Linked DNA regions of Mus musculus: region 1 is linked to region 2. Evidence: chromatin loops called from intact Hi-C (ENCODE). Cell type or tissue: heart. All regions are shown on one strand. Each heading gives the region's core, and the rest is flanking DNA. Links, peaks and the distances in the headings are about the cores only.

Region 1 (11,282 bases), core at 2,271-10,270, 82 kb before region 2:
CATACGAATTCTGCCAACAGAGTAAACAAAAATAACACCAGGGACAGTGACATAAACACAATCTTTACAGAATGGTCCACAGCAGCATTCAAGCCTGGCTCCCATGTATAGTTTATATGCCTGCATGTGTTTTACAGGAACAGATTGCAGATGTAAGAGCGAGAACCTCCTTGAGAAGATAATTTCCACATATAATGCACCTTATCGTTTTCTATCTCTCTGCTACTCCTTCATGTTCGTTTTATTGATTCTTCTAAATCAAATTTATCTGCTCTCACTTACCCCAGTACCCAGTTCTGCTGGTGTTTCTTACTACTCAGATTTCCATAGATTCCTGAATTCTGTTCAACTTGCTTTTATTTTTATAAATGAAAGAGCTAAAGCGCCATGAAAAGCCTCTAAAATCTTTCTCAGGTGGGGAAGAAAATTGATACCTTGTCTTCCATGTAAGTATTTTGTCAGATACAGGTTAGCGATGCCTTTCTGTGATGTTTGTACCATACACTGTGTGCAGGACTCGGCCATATTAGTACACATGTTATCTTGATCATAGGGGAGCATGCTGTTTGACCAAGGACAGGGACGGTGTGCAGAGAAAATTGATTTAGGTGTTGCCTTTCCACTGTCAGTCTGTTGGGAGATGAAAACCTGACCAATAAATGATAGCAGATCATTCTGCCAGTACAGTGGGAACTGAATGTGCTCATGGGATAAGCTGGTTACCATGGGGGAACGAAGCAGTTTGAAGTTTTGTTTTGTTTGTTGTTGTTGTTGTTGTTGTTGTTGTTTTTATTGGATATTTCTTTAATTTACATTTTAAATGTTGTTCCCTTTCCAGGTCTCCCTCCAAAACCCCCTATCCTATTCCCCCTCCCCTGCTTCTATGAGGGTGCTCCCCTACCCACCCACCCACCCACCCACCCACTCCTGCGTTCATACCCTCGAATTCCCCTACACTGGAGCATCAAGCCTTCACAGGACCAAGAGCTTCTCCTCCCATTGATGCTGGACAAGGCCATCCTCTGCTGCATATGCAGCTGGAGCCATGTGTACTTCTTGGTTGGTGGTTTAGTCCCTGTGAGTCCTGGGGTGTCTGATTGCTTGATATTATTGTTCTTCCTATATGGTTGCCAACCCCTTTATCTCCCTCAGTCCTTTTTCTCACCCCTCCTTTGGGGACCCCACTGGGGACCCAGGGCTCAGGTTGGCTTAGAGCATTGTCCTCTGTATTTGTCAGGCTTTGGGAGAGCCTCTCAGGAGACAGCCATATCAGGCTCCTTGGCACTCCTTGGCATCGACAATAGTGTCTGGATTTGGTGACTGTATATGTAATGGATCCCCAGGTAGGGCAGTCTCTGGATGGCCTTTCCTTCAGTGTTTGCAATATGTGGTACCCTGCTTGATGAACACTTAGCAAGAATAACTGGGGTTATGATACCAAAGCCTGAGTTAGTAATCCCCAGTTGGGGGATGGGCAGTTTGGTGACTTGTAATTCAGTCTCTAACCTTGAAGTTGGCACACTTGTAATTTTCTCTTAAATATTTTCTCCTTTTGTGAACTGTGATTTGAATCCAGGTCCTTGTGCTTGCTAGGTGAATTCTCTACCATGGATAATACCTTAAGGTGTAGACGAGGTTGAAAATAGCAAGGGCATTTTGTTTTGTTTTGCTTTGCTTTGTTTTGTTTCGTTTCATTTCGTTTTTTCAGTTTTCCGTTTGTTTTTGGCATAGTAAGTACTAACTCCACTGCCAAAGTCAAGTTCAACTCTGTGTTATACACAATGTAATGTTATAGATATTTCTCTGTGTGTGCCTGTGTCTGTATATGCTCATCTGTCTGTAAGCACCTATGCATGTCCATATGGATGCCAGAAGTTGATTTCAGCTACCTCACTGTACAACTTCCCCCTGTCCTCTTGTTTCTTGTTTAGAAAGATGGGTTTTCACACTGATCACGTGGAGCTTCCTAATTTGCTAAGTCGCATGAGTCAGTGAGTTCCAGGTCCTCTTCTCTTCTGTTCCTAAACATACTATGCTAGGACAACAGGCACACCTCATTGTGACGAACTTTCTATATTGATGGTGTGAATCAGAACTCACTTTCCTTGGCTTACATGATAACTACTTTCCAGACCGAGCCAGCCATCCCTCCAGCCTTTGTCCTTTAGACTCTGTCCTGTGTTCCAAGACTGCTGGATGCTTTCAGAACTTTAGCCTTCACTTCAGCTTCTCCTTTGCTGTCTAATCTCCCTCCTTTCTTCAATGTTTCCTGAAGCCTTTCTTTAAAACGCTATTTAGAAAAGATTTCCCTTTCTTTATGTCTTCCTCTCCTTCATCCCATCTCTCTTTTCCCAACAATAGCAATGCATTCCTTGTGTATTTTTGCTACATTGCCTGATTTATTAGATAATTTTTGTATATGCCTGCTCTCTTTATCAAGATTGCTACCAAATTGAGGAAGGATTACACATCACCTCTTTAGACAGCCAAAAGACAAGATTTTGCTCAACCAATTTTTCCATGCTCTTGCAGCTTGCTTACTATTGCTGTGATGAAGCACCAAGCCCAGAAGCATGCAGAGTCCAAAGATGATTGGCTTGCATTTCTCAACCACAGTCTGTCATGAAAGGTGCTGTGGTCAGGAACTCAACGAATGAACCTGGAGATAGGAACTGAAGCCGAGGAATGCTGTTTTCTGACTTGCTCCTCATGCTTGCTTAGCCTGCTTTGTAAAACAACCCCAGAAACACCTACCTGCCCACGAGGCAAATTTTCAAATGAAGCATCCTTTTCTCACATGATTCTAGTTTGTGTCCCACTGACAAGAACTAACCACTGGACATACAAAAAAAATAATTCTCTGTCTGTCTCTTTTTCTCAAAACACACCAGTATGAATACAATCAGATTTGAGCTATATATGCCATATTATAATATGAACATTTAGATGGAAACTCCACCAATCGAGGATAGACCATTGCTTCTCTATTTCTTTCTCTGTTCTGACCTTAATGAAGTCGAGTATTCAAATTACTTTATAGTATCAGACTGTTCTCTGTCATAGTCCACATATTTACTTTAAAATAAATTGGCTCTAAGTAATAAGAAAAAGAGTGCACACCCTTACAGAATAATAATCCTCTCATCATTAAGTGTAGGTCCCTTTGCATGTGTGTGTGAACAGGCATGTTCATGCATGTGCAATAGGTACTTAGCTAATCCGGGTGTCAATTTGAAAACCTGCAAGCTTTGTGGGGAAGAGATTAGTTTTCATCTGCAGTATGTTCATAAGAGTCGACTGTGGTTGTACATGTGTACTTGCTGATAAGAAAAACACCAGGGAGCTCTCTGAGTCTGGGGTGAGCTGGTTGATCACTCTAAGGAACCTGAACAAAGTGTTGGCTAGGAACCTTTTGTCAGCTGTGTCTGCTCACTCTGATCGGGGCAGAGACCAGATCCTGGGGCCAGAGATTCTGGTTCTGATTAGTCTCTTGTCATAGGTGTCATAGTAAAGTGACAGTTTATGTCCCTGTTCCACCAGCGGAAATATCGTGATCAACCCCAGACTTTGGTTGCATGACACCACAGCTCCATGCTTACTCCTCCAGTCACACTTTCAGGTGACACACACACTCAGTTGTGAGGGGTGCAGGTACAGTGGGGTTTGCAGGTGAGTGGGCCTTAAAAAGAACCCCAGCTCAGGTCCTCCATTTACATTCCCGGATCTCTCTCTTCAGACACTGACAAGGAAATGTTACCTCACAGTGCTAATCCTAGATGGTGTATAAAAAAAAAAAAAAAAAAACCCAAGACCCTCCTAGATCTTAGCCCTCAGCAGCGCCCCCCTTTAGGGAGGGGATCCACTCATCCCAATGAATTGGGACCTAAAGATGCACTGCATGAATGTCTTTCTTGGTCCATCTAAAGCAGGGGCTAGTAGCCATACACCCTAGGAGACAGTTGTTCCCCTGATCCACAGGGAAGTGTCAAAGCACTAAGGGTGTCAGGCCAGGCCAGGGTTAAGTCCTAGGATAGACACAGACCCTGCCACCCCAGCTCTTTAGGAACCAAAGGTCAATACTTCCTGTGCCTCTGGGGCTCGCCCTCTGCAGTACTCAGCAACCCGGCCACACCTGCGGGGTCGCAAAAGAGCCAGAGGGTGCTGGTGTCCAGGCGTCCCTGTTCCCCGTGAGCATGCACCATCCGCATAGCTAGAAAAGCCCGGGACTCCTGGGCTCGAACCCGTGGCTGGGGCTCCACTGCGGACGAATCCCGGGGCCGCGCGTGCCTGGCTCGCAGGGCGAGCGCGCGGAGGGATCCGCCGGGGCCGCGCCTCCCCGCCCCGTCCCGCCCCCGCCTCCTCCCGCCGGCTCCGCTGCCGCCGCGGCGGCCGCTGCTGCCGCCGCCGCCGCCGCCTGGATATAGTGCGGCAAGGCGCGGAGCTTGCAGTCACTTTGCGAGGAGGAGCGCGCGGCGGGCTGCGGGCGGCTGGGGCACCCGGGAGCGGCGGCGGGCTAGCAGAGGCGGCCGTGGCAGCGGAAGGTTCTCTCTCCGGGGCTGGACTTAATAACTTTGGAACTGTCCGCCGGTGTCACGTCCTGAACATGAGCCTCCTCCTCTCCTTCTACCTGCTCGGGTTGCTTGTCAGGAGCGGGCAAGGTAGGAGTGTGCGGCTTTCTTGCTTCACTTTCCCTCCCCCTCTCCACCCAACCCGGAGAGGCAAAGAGCGAGGCTCCCGGGGCCACGAAACCCAGGCACCAAAGTTGCGGTGGTTCTTGAGGCGACTGTTGGGATTTTACCTCTTTCTTTACGCGGCCCCTCAAATTCTATCCGTTTGCTCGAAAGACCCCTTAAATAAGAGAGGAGACCGTGCGGAATTGGAGATAAGCATCGTCGGTGTGAAAGAGATCATGGGAGGGAAAATTGCTCCAGCTTCTGGGATTTTTTTTTTTTTTTTTTTTTTTTGGCTTATTCTCTCTTATTACCCGAAATTGGATGAGTGTGTTGGTGTGTATTCACAGTTAAATATCTGAGGTTGCGGAAGGGAAGGGCATGGTGATGTTTTACAGAAGAGGCAAAAACTACCAGCATTAAAGTCGTTTATCAAAAATCTCTGTGGTGTGCAAGAAATTCAATTCTTAGAGATTCTTTTCTTCTTTCCCAACACCAGTTTTTTTTTTTTTTGGGGGGTGGTGGGTGGGCTGTGAAGTGAACGTTTGATGGCTTATTTATGTTGGAAACTAACAGGGGCCATAGATGCTGTAAAACAGCAAATGGCTAAAACTAGGGTTGTGTTGCAGGCGTTCATTGTGACCCCCCCTCCTTTGAATATAGCATAATCTGAACACGATCTATCATTCGATTTGAATTGCACCTGTAAGGGATTTGGAAGGTTGGGGAGCACTGGGAGTACTGGGGAGCTTTTTATTTATTTATTTTTTAATTTGGGTGGGGGAGAGAGAGAAAAAACGTGTTAGAATAGCCCTAGGGACAATTGGTTGAAGCAATCTTTGCTAATCTGTATATAGATGATAGGCATTATGAATTTATCATTCTGCCTTCCATAGTCTACGTTCACATAAAATATATTCACAATCATTTGAAACGTTTTGAACTGTCCAGACAAGTTTGGACATTTAATTGGGGGGAGACAAAATACCAAAATATGCACTGGTGGAAGTCTTAAAGGCAAAGGTAATATCCATAATTCTCCTATTACATGAAAGTGCAGGAATGCCATATTATTTGTGCGGCATTTTCTATGAAATTAATAAAATGCAAGATAAGTTAAAATATGTTCTCTAGATCCAATTCTAAGCATTTTTCCCCACCGCTTCTGCGTTGCTCATGTGCTCCAGCAGGGGGTGGTATAACTCCATTTTAAGCAAGAAATGCTTGTTTCTGCTCTTGCACCCACTGTCCTTCTATCATCCCTCAGTAGGGCTTGGCATTTTGGATGTAAAGACTTCCTTTCTCTGTCTTTCTCTGAAACTACAGTGAAATGATGAACCACGATTGGATGTAGATTTTTATGTTCTGAAGTACAAATTCACATGCTAGATATTGCTCTCATTTATAAAGTGCCTCTTTCTGCCATCCTAACAGAGGATGGGTAATATTTCAGTCTCAGAAAAAATTGCAGATAGATCCATCGGAAGCTCATATTAGTCTTGTTCATTAATCCAGTCACCTCTCTTGCAAAGATCAGCATACACTTGTTCACTACAAGATACAGAGCTGTCATTTTGTGGGTGGGTTGGGTTGGTAGTTGTGTTTAACTGTTCATTTGTAACATGGAGAGGCAGTTCTGAATTCAAACAAGGCAGTCTGAAAAATCTAACTTAGATGCAATTGCAATTAGGAGAGTGTAGTGTGAAGTAATATGGGGGCAAGTTTGTGCCGATTGATGCGCTGTCTGGAGGAAATCATCCCAGTTGTAGAGTCTGTGCATTTATCATCGCTGATGCCAAGTGTGCTGGAATTCAGGGAAAGGGGAGAGGTTGGAATGCTTAAGTAGCTAGGCATAAACAGTGCACAAAGGCAGATACACTTTGGGTCTCTAGATGTAGCCTGTATTTGAAATTGTGATTTAGCTGATTTATAATCAGCACGCAGGGTGGTTAGAGAGGAGAACTGTGGCAAGGAAGCCTGCCTGCAGGGGAACCCATATTCCTCGTCAATGAAACAGGACAGACGGATGGCATCTTTGTAAAGAAGATCTCTCTGTCTCGTGCAGTGGCATGCCATGCAGACACCCTTAGTGGAGTATCCGGGGGAACCAGCTTTTCTGTGAACAAGCATGTAGTATCGCTGTGCCATGTGCTGTAAGGAAGTCAAAGACGCCTGGAAACAGAAATCCTTATCCAGGAGTCTAAATTTCTCTAGGCTGCTGTTTTCTTCTCTAATTACGGGTGCAGCCGCAAGTATCAGACACACCATTGGGAGCTATTTTTTTTTTCTCTTTTTTTAATGAACCATGTGTAACTTGCATTTCTGTTTGTTCTTTTTTTCTTTTCTTTCTTTCTTTCTTTCTTTCTTTCTTTTTTTTTTTTTTTTTTTTTTTTTGATGGAGCCATGAAAACCTACAAGACAGTGACCCTCAGGTTTGCCTTGGAAATACTAAAAGCTCAAATGGCTGATTTACGTTTCCAACAATATACTTGCAGGGGATTTTATGAAGCATGATTGAAGCTATTGCTTGAGAAAGTGGTGTGCAGTTTGACTGGGGAAAGACAACGATGATGTATTCCCTTTTAAGTAGTCAAAACGTTTTGAACCACAACAGTAGAATGGAAGAAAATGGCTCAAGTGAAAAAAAAAAAACTAACTTAAGTGGATGCCAATCCCATAATTAGCTAACAAGACCTATTAACTTCAGTCCTTACTTTCAGATCAGTGTTATTGTTCATGGAGATGAGAGAATTTTTTTTATTAAAAATTGAAATAGAAATGTTCTTTTGAAAGCCTTCCATTTCCAATGAAAGATCAATACCTAATGAAAGAAGGTTGTCAACTCTGAACTTAGTTGCCCATGGAAAGGAATTTATAATTACTTAACGTGTGCAATTATTTTTACCTTCTCTTTAAGACTCAGTTCCAGGCTCTGCTGTCATAAATCTCTAGTGAGTCTCTCATTAACAGGGCATGTGCTGTTTTTAAGTCTAATTCCCAGTCTGAAATAGGGATGGGCAGCTTCTGAAACTTTCCGGGTGTTTAAAAATCATTTTCATCTCCTTTTAAGAACCATCTAATATGATTAATGCCAGTCTGTGACTGTTGTTCACACATGCAAAACAGAAATGCTGCTCTACTGAAACCCAGCAGGGTTATTCCATTCTCTTTAAAAAGCTGTGTCAACCATTCATAGCATCCTTTAACCTAAAATGTGGGGGAGGGTCCTGTGAGAAGCCCACTCGGTGAGTGAGTCTGGACATCTGCTTACATTTATTTTTTTCCTAGGCAAATGCTAATAATTGTGCATTGGAGAGATCTGTTCCTTCTGAAGACAGAGCAGGCATGTGGATGCCTACTAGCCAAATCCACAAATGCCCACTATGTATAGGCTATGACATATGGCCTCTCTTGAACCCTTTCTCTGTCCACCCTGATCTAATTCTTTGCCTGCGTCCTCTCTCTGTGACGTTTCTTTTGAACTAACTGAATGTCCATCTAACTTAGGGAATATAGGCTCTATAAATTAATATTTCTTTTGTCAGTGAACAGCTCAGAGGATTCCCTCCCCGGCTTGATGCCTGCTGTTCTCTCTTTCATTTCCCAAGCTGACTCTGAGCCTAGTGAGCAGTAGGCACAGGTGGACGGTCCCGAGTGTCTGATGAGTTTCTTCCTTGGCACAGGGGACTGAGGTTCGCTAGGATGTAATATCTTACAGGAGAAGCAATTAAGGGAACAAAAGAACTCCATTCAGTAAAGGGAAAAGGTCAAGTTTCGTGTAATTTTGTAAATAACGTGGCCTTCTTTCACAAATGGGCTGGTTTGCTGTGAGACGGAGAAAGGTGCTTTGCAGTCTGAAGACAGGAGCCAGGCTCAACTGTGGAGTTTGTTTTTCACAGGCAAGAGCTGAAGGGCTGGGTAGAATGTTGGGAAGTCTCTAGAGCTGGCCCTGCTGCTTCCGTTGGCATCTGACGTTGGGGAACTCATTTTAGCTTGCCTCTTTTTAAGGATCATTGTCTGAATCAGTGCACCTCTGATCGTGTAGAGAAAAGTATTCAGCTAGGAGGCGAGAGCATCTGTTAAGCACTTGTCTTGTTATTACTGCCATTTCCTTATTTTTATGTATTATGTCATTAATATGTCTCTGGGTATATGGAAAGTCATTCAAACAACATTAGTGGTCTTATAAAGGAAATACACATGATTTTCTGGTTTTGCTAAATTCAGAAAATTTTGAGTTTCTTGCATCTTCATATCCTGCCAATTACAGTGAGGCTAAGAGTATTTAAAAGATTATCAATTAGTTTTAATTTTTCAAATTACATGCTAAAGGAACACATTAAGAAGCAACTGGCCCTTTTATTAAAAGTAACATTCTGCCATTTAACAGAGTTAAGCTGCCATTAATCGTTCAGCAAACACATGTACTTCTTGGAGCTCCCCATTTACCCATTTTAATGGTTCCTCACTGTTTTAAATTACAATGGTGCTACTACTAAATAGATGACAGCATTTTTCTTAGGCGCACACATTTACAGCGCCTCTACCAATTAATCAAGAACCACTAGTTAAGTTAGAGGGCTTCGACGTCATGATCATAGACACTCCTGGATGAAAATGACTAAGAGGGGTGCTAAAGAATTTTAAGAATCTTTGTCACCCTAGATATGACAAGATATCTTTGAAGGACTTTAGGTTGATCATAGGGTTTTGGCTTTGCACTATTAAATTATTTTACAGGGAAAGAACAAGTCATTGCCCCTGAGAGCATAATGCCCGGGTGACCAAGGGTCCCTTGACCTTGAAGAAGCAACTGAAATTCACAGAACACCTATTTGCTCATTGAAAACTTGGACATTAACATATGCCAGTGCTTGACCTAGATGCTCAGCCACTAAAGTTTGCTGTGATAGTGATATCTGTAAAATGTCGAACATATTACACATGGTATTGTTCATGATATTCAACAATCACCATACAGATAAAATGTAATAATGTATAGAATTGTATCACTTATTTATTCACACAAAATCATAAAATTTCCTTTGTAATTAGAAATATTTTATACAGTTAGAGACTCTAATCCACTGAAGAGTGGAACTCTCCCATCATTGAATCCGTTAATTATGATTTGTTTATTTATATATTCATTGTTCCAGACACCTTACTAGACAAACATATTAGAATTTTTTTTAATGAACAACCACGTGAGGTTCCCCTTAAGGTCATAAGACACATGTATTATTTTTCAATTTGCAATATGGTGTTGGCTATATGTCTTGCACTTATGAGTTAGACTGGAGTGTTAGGGTAGGCACATATTAGGATAAGTGAACTTAGAGGATATCAGATAGAAAAGCAAATGGGTAATTACCAGAGATCTAATTAGTCCACATGCTTACCTCACTTCAGGCAACACCAAACTTTTACGTAGATTTAAAAACTTAGAGAGTGTGAGAGCCAGTAAATTAACAGAAGTGACAGTTTCAGAATAGGACTTGAATTCATAGCCCTGTGGCTGCCGGCACAAGACCTGAACAAGATCGGGGCAACAGTAGTTCTGACAAGAATTGCTGAGAGATTCATCAACCCCAACATTTAACTGAGATGCTATGGACAGTTGATGCTATCCCAGAGAGGGAGAGCCAGGTTTATTTAAGCATGTGGCAATCATTAGGCCATATGTGCTCTTGACAGTACCCCCTCACTCAAAAGCATATTGAATACAAATTGATATCAATGGCTTGTTTGTTAAGTTATAAAAAATGTAGACAGGTAAAAAGTTGGAAATGTGAAAATGTGGTCATGAGGGTGTGGCTCAGTTTATAGTGTGTGCGCTTACTACTTATGAGACACTTGGTCTGATTCCCAACACTTCAAAAGGCAGGCATCAATCTTACACAGCATCAGCATCAGCAACCGCAATATCAGCAAAAACAACAAGAGCACACAAACACATACATCTCACAAGCATGCACAGGGAAACATTGACAAGCCTTGGGTGGTATATATGGTGAGTACCTACTAACTATATTCTTGTTTGAGGTTGTTGTAGTCACATTGTAACTCAATTTTATCAAGACTCATTTGAGATTTTAGTCCTTTTATATTATTATTGATGAAGATTACAATACAGAGCAATAATCTGATTACTCATATCCATTGTGATCAGTCATTATTTGGAATTAAGTACTTAAACTTTACTTCTATCTCATGGCATTTAAAAAATAATGTTTGTTGTTTTGTAGAAAAAATCTTTATGTGTGTGGATTGAAAGAGAATGTTTGTCCATATTGGTAGTTGAGGAAATAAAAGAATACAGATTGAAAAAAATCAGATGCATGTGAGAAAGCAATAAACTTTCCAGCAAAATGATATGAAATGGCAGAAGATATCAAGATATCATATGATTGATTGCTCCACGGTCCTAGATACTCCTTGGCATTCATCCTGTTTCATCTTAATGAAAATTCATTGACTCTTCATGGTGAGGCTCAGCTGTGACATACTCTACTATCTCCTGTTTCTTTCCCTTTCTCATGGTGACTGAAGGCACGGAAACCATAAATATCTAGTCTGAAAGTGGGAGATCATTACTTGAATGTAAAATAC
Region 2 (11,282 bases), core at 1,493-9,492:
TACATTTACTTTGCATCAGCCTAAAAAAATAAAAAAACACGTTTAGCCAGTATCCACTATACACACAGGGCATAAGTTAAAGTGTTAAAATAAAGCTTGGTTTCATCACCAACTAGTTTGTAGTTTGTCACAGATTCAATTAATGAGTATTTCTTGTTTGTTTTCCTTTGACAAGAAGATAGTTTTATCACTTTATATTCCCATGTGGTTGTGTGTGCACAAGCACATGACTACATTTTCATCATTATTTTATGAGTTTTAAAAGTTGACAGTTTTGACTGTGTTTAAAACAAACGAACACATTTCTCAGGCAAATATAGCACTAGAAATTTTATGATTTCTTATCAAATGTAACATGGAAAGTATACTCATGTGGGTAAATTGTATGTAACTCTTAAGTGGAAATTTTATTTCTGATTCAAAGTTTAATTTATGTACTTACTCAAAATTTACAATTCCTTTGTTGAATAGCGATGAATAATCTACACACTATTATGTGCAAAAGACAAATATTTAACACATAATTTTGAAATATATATTGGTATATAATAGTTTAAAATTATAGTGAGGTTACTTAGACTTCTGTTGACAAAAGTCACTAATTTCTACTTTCTTTCAGTAGTTCTCTATTATCTAAGAATTTGAGAAAACAACTTCTAAGCATGTGTGATATAATTTTGTGTTTCTTTAGCATAATGGTTGGGCTGTCTATCAATCAATGTGTTTCTTTCTGATATTGTTCAGTGTATGTTCTTTCTATAACTTGCAAAAAAACAACCTAATTACAGCCTCACTTTCTCAATGCACTGAGTTTCAATACATGACTACATTATTTTAAATCAATATTTTGTCAATCTTATGTCTTATAATATGATAAAAACAATCTGATACTATGGTTTAGCTTATCGATCTTTCACTGTGGTTAATGAGAGCACAAAATTCAGGTTTAAATACATAGTATAAATATTAGTCTTAACTTATTAAGTGTAGCCTTATTTATTTTATCTCCCATTTCACAGCCATTTGTCTAGTACATAATAGGATATTACTCATCTAGACTTTTCTTTCTTAGTGCACATTACAAATTTACTTTCAGCGCATTATGAAATTCAGAATGTCAGGATGTTGTAGTAGGTTTGCAAAGCATGTTCTTTCTGCCTAAATTCAAGCTGGTAATGATTAATCAGATTGTCTTTTACAGGATGTGCATTTGTATTGCCCCCTAACTATGATTCCACAAAATTAATCTGCAGGGATGTTTGTTTCTTTGTTTGTTATTTTGTTTGTTTTTGTTTTTCGAGACGGAGTTTCTCTGTGTAGCCCTGGCTGTCCTGGAACTCACTCTGCTGGCCTCAAACTCAGAAATCCACCTGACTCTGCCTCCCAAGTGCTGGGATTAAAGGTGTGTGTCACCACTGCCGGGCAGGGATGTTAATCTTAATCATTCCTTTTGTTCTTCCTCTGTTGTTCATTTTGTATCATAGTCTGTGGTTTAAAAATTATTCAAGTACCTAATATTATTTTTTATGAAGACCTCATTTTTCTAGTTGATTTTTCACTAGTTAAAATACCTAAAAGTTGCAAACAGATTTGATTTTAATATAGCTTAAATCAGTAAATAAAAATGATCAAGAAACACAGAAAGTAGTGTTATAAAACAGTAGTTTCTGCATGAAACCAAGACCTTTTACATAATTTATTATTACTTTTTATTTTTACTCTTTACAGCATAGCAATTGAGTCTTGTTACAGATTTACCTATCAGAAGCGACTTCTCTGTTGATCTCGGGATAAGATTTTGGTGGACCATGCAGTGTGCTCTTCAAGAAGAGAGTATAGTAACTTCAACAAATCTTAAAAATCTGACTTCACTATGGTTAAGAATAATGTAAGACATCTGCATCTACTAGGAAAGTGGTACTATGACAAATGCAGGTTTTTTTTTTAATTTTTAATATGTGTGTTGCTTAGCTTAGACACCTTGAAACAGTTAAGGACAAAGAAATATCACATTATCTTAAATTAAAGTAGAATTTATGATATCTCCTACTAGTCACTTTTATTTATTTGTGATAAATATGTGAGAAAAGAACAAAAGAAAATGGGAGGATAGATTGTTACTTATCTTTTTTTTAAGAGATTTGTTGTCCACGTTATGTGTTCAGTTGTCTTGTGCCTGGTGAGGCAGAGTGTTTTAAATAAATAAACCTGTGCAGTTTTCCTTCATATTATGATGGAACACAGTGGAATCATGGAATTCTGTCTGTGCAGTATCACTCACTGTCAGAATGCATTCTTAGGTAAATACAAACTTAGGCTAGATATAAAATAGTTTCAACTTTATTTTTTGTTTTGTTTTGATTTTTTTTGTTTTGTTTTGTTTTGTTTTTTTTCGAGACAAGGTTTCTCTGTGTAGCCCTGGCTGTCCTGGAACTCACTTTGTAGACCAGGCTGGCCTTGAAACTTTATTACCACATCATCTTTTTTCTCTAGTGAAAAAAATACTTCTAACCTCTTTTTAGTGATCAAAATTGTCTCACTTTGTAACATCATAATGAAGTTTTGTTTCCACATAGTTATAAAATCAGGTATACTGTTTTTACTCAGCCTTACTATTATATATAAAACAATATAAGAAACGTTTTAACAAATTTCTATATGCCAGAATCATAATGGAGAGGTTAAACATGTCAAACTCACTTGTTACGTAAGTTCATTGGGATCAATTTATATACATATTTTTAAACAGGAAGGTTCAGTGAAAGAATTGCATTTAATTTCAGAGCTGGTATTTTTATGCATATTAAGCCTGAAGGATGTTGTCCATATATTTCTTTACCTTCCAATGTATCACACAAGGCTGTCCTTGCCTGTGTTGCAGAGAGATGTACATATGAAGAGTAACAAGACATAGGCACCTCTATATATTTGTGTCAGTATTGAAGCTACTACAAAAGGTTTTGAACCCCAAACCATCATAGCAGGTAATGCATTTAAGTAGACAACCGCTGCTGGTTAAGGTGATGTTCATTGCATGAAACAGATAAACCAGCATTGGCAGCAGCACTGATGAATACAAAAGATGCAAGCTGGGGAAAGCAAGACCACAGGATATGAACATGTGAGTGTATGTAGTTTTACTCACATGTTGCAGATAACGTATTGATGACCTACTAATCTATGTACAGTGTGCCAGCCATTTTGTTCAACATGTAATTGAAACTTAAAAGGAAATGAAAAGGAATGAAACAAGTATCATGTCAGTGCTGAGGATAACTGATAACTGCAGGCTTAGTCCTGAACTCTGTGTGTGTGTGTGTGTGTGTGTGTGTGTCTGCAATAGAGAATGAGAGAGTAAGCTCATATATTTTATATGTACAATATACATACATATATATATATGTATATATATGTGTGTGTATATATACACATATATGTGTGTGTGTAAGCTTATAAGTGGGCATTATATGTATCTTAATATGTATATACTTTTATGCATATAGGATAAACACACACACACATACTATTAACAATCAGCTGTTTGAACTCCCCAAGTTTACTGCACTAACGTACAAAATGCTTAATGAGATGTACTATAAGTCACAGGTGAAGATGATTTCCACCCAGGGAAATTTCAACTGCTAGAAAGATGTGTGGCTTGTTATATTACTTGATTTCTCTTCTGCTCCTAAACTAGAGCTTCCAGGCTGTTCTAGCAGCTCATCTCAGCCACTCTGCTACCCTGCCTTCCCTACACCACTGATCATACCTCAGTCACATAGGTTCACTTGCTCTTATTTTGCTGTTTCCTTCTTCCTCTCTGACGAAGAGCCTAGATTACCACTTGAACTATGTGATTCTTCATAGATTTAATTTCTTTTCTTCTAAAATGTAATTATTCTATTCTTCCTGTTCTTCAGTCTTTATTATCATAGCTTCTTGATGTTTTGTCCTTCATATTGCATAACTGAGAAATTACCAAAATAGTTGCATCAGAATAGGGCTTTTATAGCCAAGTGTCACAAATAAATAAATAGATAGAAATATAGATAGATAGATCAATAAAATGCAATTTAATAACTAAAGTGTGAAACTGTTAAATTCTAATTTTCAGTGAAAAATTTTAAGTATTTGTCTGAAACAAATGTATGGTATTATAAAACAATGCAATTAAATGGTGGTTTTGTTTTGTTTACAAATGAGACATTCTGTAGAAATCTTTGCCTATGTTTGTAATAAGAGCAAAAAGATGGCAGAGTGAAATAGCTGTATGAACTAAGTGTGTCAGTAGACAATCACATATACTAATGACCTACAGAGGCCAAGCCAAAGCCTATCTAATGAATACTCACCTCTGTAGGCCCAGCTGCTCACTCTTACACCAAAGGGCAGAAAGTCATGTAATCACAGAGAATAGCAAATTCTACTATTGTCTAAATATAAGAACTTACAATGCCTTGGTTTAACCATGTTTGTCGTTGTTACCAAGTGTGTGTGTGTGTGTGTGTGTGTGTGTGCGCGTGCGTGCGCGCGCGCGCGTGTGTCTATAACATTTCTCTTATTTACGGGGAGTTCCCTTAAGAATTAACTGACCCCTTCATTTGCTATGAGGTTCTCTTGCCTGATCTTTCTCTACTCACTGTGGTCGTCTTTCCTCATCTATTTATGTCATATGGGCATACATGATGTCTGAAGACTTGAGATTTCATTTTGACCTGGACACTTATATGTTTTATATGTCCTAAAATAACAATCACATAATTTTCCTATTATTTTAATCTCCTATATTAAAGATATTTTGATTTCTTAGATACTATGTGTGTAAGTATATCTATAACACACACACACATACATAGACACATGTAAATGTCACAAGTCCTCTTTTCATGACAGAATACATAATATAGCCTACATAGTGTATTTATTTTATAATTTATATTTTTTCATTTTTGATTCAGTAAGAATAGAGAATGAAAAGAAAGAGAATGCATTTAATTCTCTTGCATGCACAGAAAACTAAACCTAAAATAAACAAAACAAAACAAAACAAAACAAAACAAAACAAAACAAAAAAAAAAAAACATTAAATTACCTGGCACTGTTCTTGCTTCAGTTTACAGCTTCAAGAGCCATGCTAAGCTACAGCCATTCCCGAACATTTCAAGCGTTCACTCTTTTAGAATATGTGCTAAGATTATATTTACTTTGTTGGAAATTATCCATGGCTCATAACAAGCGCCAAACAATCAATAAGAATGACACTGGGTTCTGTGAATGGCTCTATGGCTGTAGATACTTGAAGTACCTGCTTCATTGATTCTCTGCTCTAAGTCACTGTGGAGAGAGCGCCCCCTGCCGAGATGTTTTCTGTAAATACAGAAGGAGAAAACCAAATAGTTTTATATTCAAATATGATACTTTAAGAATACAAAAAAGTTAGATTACCTTGTCACAAATTTGGACTTTGAAATATGTGTGTGTGTGTGATGAAGTATACATAACCTGTCATTAGAAACAAAACCTAAAATACTATATAAGATTATTGAGAAGTCCACATTTTTAACTTTATTAAGATACAGTTTTATTTTATGAAGTTGGTCACAAGTGGTTTAGCTTCCTATTAAGCTCCAAAGATCATTTTTAAAGCTTTCAGCATGAAATATATGGAGAGATGAATTAGCAATTTAATTAGAACTTTGGTGCTTAAGTGGTTAATAAACTATAGATAGAAATCAAAATATTTACAGTGGATAATAAAGGAAATTTCATTTTCATGTAAAAGTACTAGCTCAAATTTTGACAGATGAAAATAAAAATGGCTGATACGATGTTCATGTAAGATGATATTCCAACCTAATGCTGAGTTATACAAGTGCCAGTGGGCAATGTTGTTGATGCATTGTTTAATGGTTGGCAGAGAAGAGGGCTTTCTGTGAATCACACTGTGTTTGGGTTTGGAATGAATGAATTAATCCATTAATAATAAAGGAAAGCCAGCAAGAAAGAAAACAAAGAAATAAAGAAAACTGGAGAACTACTGGGCATATCGTCATTTTTTTCACATGGCTTTAAGAGGAGTGGAAATCTTAACTCTTAGGATCATATCTGCATTATCTGCATTTCTGCATACAGTTTGCCATAAAAAGTTTTAGGTTCCATCACTAAGTTCACACATTCCTGTCTAGTCTTTTTTTTTTTTTTTTTTTTTTTTTTTTTAATCAAAGGAGTCATTCTTGTGGATCAACAAGGCTTAGGCACAGACTGAGGACTGCTTTCATCGTTTTTAAGAAAGTGACGCAGCTTACAGTCTCCTAGGAAACTCAGAAATTCAGCAGCTGTAGAAAGCCCAAGTTTTACAAAACAGCTATTATCGGGGGTAAATCTTCCAAGGAACTCGTCCCTGAAATATTAACTTATTTTTGAAATTTAGTCTAAGGCTACTGTTAGAGTGTTCTTGGTACTTATTTGTTTCAGGCCAAAAAAATAAATAAATAAATCTGTGAACTAAAGCCAGAATTGGATGCTTGCCATTTCCAGATCTGTGTGAAACTGGAATTAAACTCAGGAGACTTGACAAAAGGCTGATTATTTGAAGGAAATGACTATCAAACAAACCCTGACAAGACACAATTCTCCAAAGTACAAACAGAATAATTAATGCGCCAGAACCCTACCAGTAAATTACAAGAAGTGTCCATTATTTTGGAGTAAAATATGTAGTAAAATGTAAAAGTAACAATACACGCAATAATTGATTTCTGTCTATGAAATTAAAGCTCCCACTAAATAAAATTGGTATTATTTCATATACATATATATATATATATATATTCCCACACTTTTATGAATAATATATAGATCATATCTTTACAAGTCACTTATAGGTTAGTGTATATCTCTGCAAGAAACAAATATGCTAGGCAGACACAGTTTTACATACCTGCCATGTCAGGGCTGGAAGTAGGAGGCAGGAGCCTGCGTGGATTATATACTAAGTCTGAGAGCTATTGGAGCCACAATATGAGACTCAAGTTCAAAAATTAAGATGATGACAATGATGATGATGATGATGACATTGGCAAATATGGCAGTTATGAGAGGAATGACAACCATATCACATAATAATACATTATACATTAAAAGTCACGTTAGAAAATTTTGCAGAAGATTGTATAGAAGAACAGAGCTACGCATCAGAATTTATTAGCAAATGCAAAATTACCATGAAAATGAACTTCAGGTTCAAGCTGCGAGAAACACTATGACACTCTCTTGGTTACTAGGGTTTTTTAAATTAATATATTTATTTAATCTATCTACTGTGTATCTATTTATTTATTGGTTGATTGTTTGATTATTTAATTGATTGACTTAAATCCTATGCTGATGGAGGAAGTATAGTGTTAGCAGAATATAGTGTAGACTTCTATTAGAGAAGTAAGAGGAAATATCAGGAGCCAGCTTGGTGAGGTTAGAGTTGATCTTCAGCAGAAGAGTCCATATAGTTTGCACCCCTTCAACTGTTGTGTATGACGTCATTACCACCAGGATGTAGGGCTGCTTAACAGAGTCCTTTGAGATATTTAAATAGTTGGATTGAGAGATAATGTTTTGAAGTAACAAATATAGTTATATATGAGTGGTGAATGTTGACATTTTATATTGTATTTTATTTAATTATTTTTCCAGCTATAAACTGGAATTTTTGACAATGTTTAAAGGTAAAACTAGAAAGTAGAAAACTAAAATTAGAAAGTAGAAAAATTGTACCTATTTATTCTTATATTTATCATTGATTGTTTTTTCTCTGTTGATTATAATTAAGCATAAAGAAACAACAGTAGCTAAGACATTAAGCAAAATAGTTTTCGATACATGTACAGATTTCCTAGACATACTGAATCTCATGGTTGCCAAGTCAACTGAGGCTATGCACAGGTGTTTTTCTAATTGAAGAAATAGCCTATTTACTCTCTGTCAAACTTAGGAAAACAATTTGCTTGGATAAAAACAATTTTTTACAATTTTTTTTTTTTACTGAACTTTAGACACCTGGATTTCAAGATTGTAAAGAAGATAAGACATTCTATTTTTCTATACAGTCTCACTGATGGGAAGCTTTGAGAAAGATAGGGTTCATTTCTAGAAAAAATATTTCTGCCTTGCAAATTTATTTAATACTAGCGTATCGTGAGGACAGGACTTTAAAAGCTGGCAGTAACAGTCAATACATTAGTATGTTTTGTCTGTAACCTTATTTGAATTTCACAGGCATTGTTTCAATCTATCCTTATCATAACATGAAACACTTTTTATTCATAGAAAAAGAAAGAAAACTGAAGCTGCAAGTGTTAGGTGACCTCTTCTGTTTTATTTTTGTTTGTTTGTTTGTTTGTTTTGTTTTGTTTTTTTATTAGGTATTTTCCTCATTTACATTTCCAATGCTATCCCAAAAATCCCCCATACCCATCCCCCCACTCCCCTACCCACCCACTCCCCATTTTTGACCCTGGCGTTTCCCTGTACTGGGGCATATAAAGTTTGCAAGTCCAATGGGCCTCTCTTTCCAGTGATGGCCGACTAGGCCATCTTTTGATACATATGCAGCTAGAGACAAGAGCTCCGGGGTACTGGTTAGTTCATATTGTTGTTCCACCTATAGGGTTGCAGTTCCCTTTAGCTCCTTGGGTACTTTCTCTAGCTCCTCGATTGGGGGCCCTGTGATCCATCCAATAGCTGACTGTGAGGATCCACTTCTGTGTTTGCTAGAACCCGGCATAGTCTCACAAGAGACAGCTATATCTGGGTCTTTTCAGTAAAATCTTGCTAGTGTATGCAATGGTGTCAGCGTTTGGAAGCTGATTATGGGATGGATTTCTGGATATGGCAATCACTAGATGGTCCATCCTTTAGTCACAGCTCCAAATTTTGCCTCTGTAACTCCTTCCATGGGTGTTTTGTTCCCAATTCTAAGAAGGGGCAAAGTGTCCACACTTTGTTCTTTGTTCTTCTTGAGTTTCGTGCGTTTAGCAAATTGTATCTTAAATCTTGGGTATCCTAAGTTTCTGGGCTAATATCCACTTATCAGTGAGTACATATTGTGTGAGTTCCTTTGTGATTGGGTTACCTCACTCAGGATGATGCCCTCCAGGTCCATCCATTTGCCTAGGAATTTCATAAATTCATTCTTTTTAATAGCTGAGTAGTTTACAGAAGAGCAAGAAAAACAGGAAGAAGAACAAGAAATACTAACTTAGGGACTCATAACACATTCAGGCCACAAAGACTTTTCCTATACAAAGTTTGTAGACTCATTCACATAGATCCTGAAATGTCTTATTGTGTGTCATTAACGACTGAATGAGAGAAAGAAATTAAAAGGAAATTCTTTTGCCTGGCAGTGGTGGTGCACACCTTTAATCCCAGCACTTGGGAGGCAGAGGCAGGCAGATTTCTGAGTTCCAGGACATCCTGGTCTACAGAGTGAGTTCCAGGACAGCCAGGGCTGCATAGAGAAACCCTGTCTCAAAAAAAATAAATAAATAAAAATAATAAATAAATAAATAAATAAAATGGAAAGTTTTATACTACTCATGTTTATCAGTCTCCATAACTCACATTACTCATTACCAGTGAGCAATATTTTCTACTCAATTTTAGTTTGAGTATAATCAAGTTATCAATAAAATCTACAATAAACTGAGAGTTTCTGCTATATTTATTGTCCATGCAGATTTATACCAACACAGTGTTCCTTGTGCACCTCAGAAGATGAGGGATTTCAAAAATAAGTATTGAACAAAGTATAAATAACTTGTAATCATTCATACTTACAATGACAGTCCCAGATGGGTCTTTGGTACCTTCAGTAAATAGCATGTGAATGAATCTCACCTTTCATTTGACTGCTAAAATGTAAAATACATTTGGTGAATAATAGTAATATATCTTTAAATTCTTGCTTTATCATCAAATTATTCATATCGTGTCACCTGGATATGTTTCTTATTCTGTCGTAATTTTGCATTTAAAATTTTAAACTATAAATAATATAAGAAATACTTGAATGTTCATAGCATACAAGGTGAGGATTTGGTTGCCTAAGTCATAGCCCATAAAGGGGAATGCTTTTGTATAAAACACTGGTAAGAACTAAAATATATATTCAACATATCATTATGAATAATAATATAATTTTAAAGCCTATAAACCTAATTCATTCTTGTTATGTGTAATAACAATGAAATATATGATATTATAACAAAATCACATTCCGTCAACAATTATAATATTTAGATATATAATCTGGTTCACTCAGTCTTGATAATTGTAAAAGCAAAACTCAATCTACACACTAACAGCCAAGCCTTCTCTGCTCTAAAATGATGGTGAAATGACATTGTCATTTAATGGAACTGTATTTGAAACTGGATTATTAAAAATGCAATTCCTGCTGTATATTTAGAAAAATAGCAATCTGTAATAAAGTTGGCCATCGACCACACAAATGTTTATAGCAACATTAATGCCAAGATATTCCCATCCAACTAACTGTCATGAGTGAGTGTGCTTAATGAAACATCTGGTGATGAAATCAAGTGTTGCATCATGCTAGATATGGACTTCCTTAAAACATGGATTTGAAGGTGAACTGATTTATCAAATTGAAAATCAATGTGCAATTTTAAATATTATTGCTGTAGGTGTATCTTTGAATTACTAATTTGTTACCAGTAGCAATGTTCAGGAGAAAACTCTGCTTCCTCTTTATTTACCACTTTTTGGCATTTGAAACAAAGGTACTTTTTCTTTGATATTTTCATAAAATATCTCTAAGATAGTGCCTTCAATTTTCCAGTGTAAACAGCATTTTAATTCACTCAATGTTATAATAAAAAATATATATGAATATAGTGTGTGTCGATTACAACAATTAAATAAAAAGAAGCATAACCTAAAAAGATAACATTGTTATTCAAGCATATCAGGAAATGTGAATTTGCTGAGCACTCTATTTAGAGGAAGGAAACGTAATTCTTTACAGAAGATAACCTACAAAGGATTATTGTACAAACAAAAATTATGTTCATCTTTTGTTTTTTTAAATGTAGTAGTATGTGACATCCAGTATAGAGTCTATGAGCCTATCTATGTATCCATCTACGTATCTATCTATGAATTTATCTATATGTCTGGCTGTCAAGCTCTCTAAGAATCCCTTGAATTTTTTAAAGATCCTCTTCATGTATGTTACAAGATCTTAGAACTAGCCAAATAATTAT

What was found. Hi-C counts contacts between places; a loop is a spot of excess contacts. Peaks named below come from ENCODE experiments on the same cell type or tissue, not always from the same donor. Only the 100,000 strongest peaks of a DNase experiment are listed, where the experiment ranks them.
Region 1: it touches region 2 in a loop (11-fold over the local background); 12 of 42 quality-filtered maps call a loop at or near these places.

What each region holds. Positions count from the first base shown.
Region 1 is chr16:81,196,311-81,207,592 of GRCm38, forward strand. It overlaps Ncam2 (neural cell adhesion molecule 2), which reads left to right and starts at 4,387. Exons shown (of 18, transcript NM_001113208.1): 1 at 4,387-4,658. The coding sequence starts at 4,604. In heart, for the core only: a CTCF peak has its summit at 5,845 (motif pointing right); a DNase peak (open chromatin) is centred at 4,241; H3K4me3 peaks cover 1,411 bases; H3K27ac peaks cover 384 bases.
Region 2 is chr16:81,279,131-81,290,412 of GRCm38, forward strand. The region is part of intron 1 of Ncam2 (neural cell adhesion molecule 2); the gene reads left to right. Among named protein-coding and RNA genes, the nearest start is that of Ncam2, 84 kb to the left of the region's middle. In heart, for the core only: a CTCF peak has its summit at 5,358; no DNase peak of the experiment used is centred there.